Linked DNA regions of Mus musculus: region 2 is linked to region 1. The links are chromatin loops, found by intact Hi-C in ENCODE. Cell type or tissue: left cerebral cortex. All regions are shown on one strand.

Region 1 (2,500 bases):
GGTGTTTTCATTGGCTCCTAGCACATCCGTCTCAGGATAGGTTGCCTAGCAACCTATCAGCCCTATTCCTTCTTGCTTATTTCTTTTCAACCTCTCCTAAAGGTTTCTTTCCTGTTTGTTGGGCTTGCAGTGGCAAGGTTTTAAACACCCCTGTACCTGCAATGGCGGCTTAAAAGTGGTTTGGGATAAGATCAAGTTGTCCTTTGAAGGTCAATGTCATCTGAATGGAGTAATTCCCTGGGAATTCTATAAGAAGGTTCCTAGCCAATGAATGTAATTTGTCTTCACTAGGAGAGGATGAGCCCACTCCTTAGAGGAAAACAAAGATGAGAATATGACCCATGGTAATCCAGGCAACGCTAAAGCCAGCCTTTCCCATAACAGGGTTACATGAGCTATTAGATACTAAGTTCAAGTTGGGCCTCTATAACTTGATGTAGGAAGCCCCATGTAGTACTATATTGCTAAGGGGCCCTTGTGGTATTACTGTGTTGCTAGTTCAAACTAGTTCAGACAAGAGAACAGTTGAATCATTCATTACCCTCCAACACACACACACACACACACACACACACACACACACACAGGCACAAGGCTTTCAACCTCCATTTGTCTGGGCTTCAAGGCAAGTGTGTCTTTTTGTTTATATAGTTTTGCCTACCAACTAGTCCTAAGCCATCCTGGCAAGAATAAAAATATTTTAGAGACACTTGTGCCCCCTTTTGGTTATCAGACTACTGAGACAATATTTCTAAAGAAATTGGGATTTCACCAGGATTCTCACAGTGGGAGAGAAAAAGGCTGATGCCTGGTGCTAGCCAGAGAGGAAACATGTCTCCCTGGAAGAGAGTTCACACAGCACTGACAACTTGTCAGAGGAGCCCTGAGAATCCTGATGAACAAGACCACACCTTGACAGAACTATTTAGCTATGGATTCTGCTCAATCTCTATTTAAACCTAGCCTTATGCTAACATCCACAAGATAGACTCAGGTTGGGATGAGTAATTGGATCTTTTGTTCTTCTCAGTGTATCCACATTGAATAAATCTTTTTTTCTTTCTTTTCTTCCTCTGTTTGTTTAATTGGATTATTGAAGACAAATAGCCAAGCCTGTCTTAAGGTTGTCAGGACTCACACTCTGGTAGCATTTCCACAGTAGTTGCTTTCAAGAGGAGACAGATAGGCATGCTTGGTTCTCTGCACTTTACCCGTAGTCCTTAGTGAAGCCATCTGTAACATTGTCTAACGCCCAGTGCCGTGAAGAACAGATCTGCTCATTTTGCGAATGTTCTCTGGCTTCACCAGATGGTAGCTCTTCTGCTTGCTCAAGTTTTCCCAGCTTTGGAAGTCACAGTACAGTCAATTTGCAACCTGACACATATGGGAGGAAATACAGACTATGTGTCTGGGAACACAGATCCTTACCAAGGACCAAGGGTGGGGATGCTGGAAGGTGTGATGAAGGATCCAACACTCTGTGCACCACTACTGCATTAAGATGGAGGCCACAGAGATTACAACCCTGAGAGATCACAGCAGATGTTCTCATGTGTGAGCAAATGTTCGACACAACTGAACATCCAGGGTGAGGGGGTTGAGGACAAGAAGTAATGAGACCCTGTCCTTCAGCTTCCAAGGGCATGGTCGTGGCCTCACCTCTTTACCTGCACTCTCTAAATCAGTGTACCCCACGCTACGCCACACAGCAGGCCACCACTACAGCACACCAGAGACTAAAGCAATTCCCAAACAATACACGTAGGGAACACCTGGGTCTTGGATTTGAACCAAGATACTGTGACAGGAGGTCTGTGCTTATCAGTACTTTACACAGCAATTTGAGTAAAGAAATGGAGTCATTACTCAAATGGTAGCCACAACTGCAGCCATGGATGACAGTCAGGCCTGTTGGGCCCATTATGTGTGTACGTGCATGCATGTGTGTGCATTTCTGTTATTGTTGTTTGATATCAGCCTTACACCACTTGACAAAATACCTTCAAATAGTAGCTAAATGAATGACTCTTGTGTATGAACTGAAATACTTGTGATGTTAGTGACCTTTGTCTCCTATTGCCTCATCTTGCTAATACCAATACCATAACTTGAACATAGCCTTTTCTCTGTATGGATGCTCATGAGACTTGTTCAAAGGACATCAAAGCCTGAATATGCATATTCACATCAGCACCAGGACCTTTTAGAGAGGGTGTCATAGTATGCATCTGTTGGGAACCATGGTTATCAGAAGTTGCTGCTATTGGTCCTGTGTGTTCTTCCCTTGGCATTTTTCTTAACCATCCAGATGGCATTTGCTTTTGAACCAGACCTTTGGTCATGCTCAATTGCATCTGTCAGGAGCATTCCTAAGCCAACAAGTATAGATGTTTTATAAATGTATCCAGAATCCAAGTGGGGCTAGAGATGAAGAAGCAATTTCTACCTTTGAAACCAACAAACTACCTGAATGAGTTTCAGAGGAATGCATGCAGGTAAT
Region 2 (2,500 bases), 240 kb before region 1:
CCTTCTCCTTCTCCTTCTCCTTCTCCTTCTCCTTCTCCTTCTCCTTCTCCTCCTCCTTCTTCTTCTTCTGGTTTTTCGAGACAGGGTTTCTCTGTATAGCTCTGGCTGTCCTGGAACTCACTCTGTAGACCAGGCTGGCCTCAAACTCAGAAATCCACCTGCCTCTGCATCCCAAGTGCTGGGATTAAAGGCATGCGCCACCACGCCTGGCCTCCCCTGTTCTTCTTAAGTCCCTGTTCCGAGGCATCTTTAGGAGCTGCCTCTGCTCTCCTAAGGTTGCTGTTAGAGGGACCCAGCCACTATTTCAAGACTGATTTCATTTTTACCCTGATGAGCAACAACCATGTAAAGGCACCTATATGAGAAAGTATTTAATGTCCTAAAACGACCACAAGTTTGCCACTTCTAACTCTGCCTCATTGTCTACATGTAGAAAATGTTAATTTCTTTGTGAGTAGCTCTTGTTAATATAGAATATCTTGTCTCTCATTTAATCTCTTTTGTCCTTCACTGAAGTGAATGAAGTATCTGAAGTGAGTGTGGAGGAAGCATGCCAATGTGACACCACTTCCCATAAGGCACTTGAATATCTGTGACCTTGGCTACCTTGGGAGCCCTGCAACCCAATCCTTATGGATACTTACTGAAGGACTTTTGTTTACTGGTTGAAGACAAGGAATGAGTAAATGAGTGACTGGCACATCTTGAAGAACAGTCCTCAGATGCTCCATGAAGCGAGGTATAACCACCCAGCAGCCTTCTCCAGTGCTAGCCTGCAGCAGGCTTTCAAGCGGCAATAGGTAAGGCACCATCTTGTGCACCTGCTTCCAACAGGAGCTGCAGGGGAAAGGAGTTGAGGGTTCCCTCTGAGACACACACCTTCAAATACCCGAGCAAACCCACTGTTCTGCCATGCCAAGGCTGGTATCCCCCACGGGCTGGCAAGTGTTCTCCCAGCAGGAACTCGCTGCCATTGCCTATGCCGTCCTCCTTCAGCAAGCACATTCACTGGGCCATTAATCTTCTTCCAGCCAGCAGGGCGCATGCCAAGGACTTCTTGTAGCTCATGAGTCACAGTCTCCTGGTCCTTAAGCATGGGAACATCTCCAGAGGGGAGCAAGGGTTTGGGGGCCCGTGCCTTGAGGGGAACTCTACCAGAGGAGACACTGACCAAAGCAGCCTCCAGGAAGGACCTTGCCAGGCATGTGGGATGAAGTGGTCAGGAGCCCATGGAATTCTGAAGGACTGCCAGGGCCTGAAGGAAGTCAGAGTAGGCAGAAACTCAGGCACTGGCCTGGACTTGTTCTCACAAACATAGACTTGGCAGGGTCGTTGGGAAACATGAAAACATAAAACCCCCGAGAGATGATTCCACAAACTAGAAAATCTTGTTCTCATCTGTTCCTGCAGCCATGGGCAGGAAGGGCAGCAAAGCAGGACTCAGACAGCTGATGCAGAGGTCTCCACCTGTTAACCCCAGACATGCTTTCAAACATGCAGATAGCCGTAATCCAGCCTAAGTCAACCCACAGGTACTTCCTGAGCCCCCCATAGGTGGCAGAACTGCATTGCATGTGGCTACCTCAAGCTGACCAGATAGATGCCTTTTCTCCCGTGAAACCTTACAAGCCTATGCTCAGCTCCAGAACCTCAACTTAATATTCACATCACTTGGCCCAGGTGTGACACAGACAGGTCTGGATGGGAATTCATTTCCATTTCAAATGTTATTGTTTATCTAACTTCAGAGAGAGAGAGAGAGAGAGAAGAGGGAGAAGGAAAGGGAGAGAGACAGAGAGAGACAGAGATTACAATAATTCTAAGACATCTTCTGAGGGTCTTGGTTTCAATAAATAGAAAAGGAAAGTTCTTTAATCTCTGAGAACATGTCTTGCTTGCTTTCTGGGTTTTATATAGACAGAAACTCATTTGTAAGCAAGGAAAGGAAGCAAGACAGGGAAAAGCCCCCAGGTCACAGCCATTTGCAGACAGGGGACACTAAAACTGTCAAATTGTTCATCCTCTCTGCTCCATGCCAAACATGTGAAACCTGCCTAGGATATAAGACCTCCTCTAAAAAAAAAAAAAAAAAAAAAAGAAAGAAAGAAAGAAAGGAAGGAAAGAAGGAAGGGAGGAAGAAAGTTGGGCAATGGTGGCACACACCTTTAATCCCAGCACTTGGGAGGCAGAGGCAGGTGGACTTCTGAGTTCGAGGCCAGCCTGGTCTACAAAGTGAGTTCCAGGACAGCCAGGGCTACAGAGAGAAACTGTCTCGAGAAAAAAAAAAGAAAGAAGGAAAGAAAGAGAGAGAGAGAGAGAGACAGAAAGAAAGAAAGAAAGAAAGAAAGAAAGACAACCTCCTCTGCCTAGGAGAGGAAGAAAACTATTAAATGTTTAAAAGATCAGGTTTCCTTGAATAAGTACTCAAATCGTGCCGTCAAAATGACAGAGTCAGCCGGAAGATGCCTGTGAAAGAATGTCATAACTGATGTGGGGAGAC

Evidence for each region. Hi-C counts contacts between places; a loop is a spot of excess contacts. Peaks named below come from ENCODE experiments on the same cell type or tissue, not always from the same donor. Only the 100,000 strongest peaks of a DNase experiment are listed, where the experiment ranks them.
Region 2: it touches region 1 in a loop (2.7-fold over the local background); 14 of 42 quality-filtered maps call a loop at or near these places.

What each region holds. Positions count from the first base shown.
Region 1 is chr4:11,919,372-11,921,871 of GRCm38, forward strand. No RefSeq gene overlaps it. Among named protein-coding and RNA genes, the nearest start is that of Pdp1, 46 kb to the right of the region's middle. In left cerebral cortex, no CTCF peak of the experiment used is centred here; a DNase peak (open chromatin) is centred at 1,330; H3K27ac peaks cover 545 bases.
Region 2 is chr4:11,674,920-11,677,419 of GRCm38, forward strand. It overlaps Gm35884 (a long non-coding RNA gene), which reads right to left and starts at 1,259. Exons shown (of 4, transcript XR_881129.1): 1 at 645-1,259. In left cerebral cortex, a CTCF peak has its summit at 1,539; no DNase peak of the experiment used is centred here.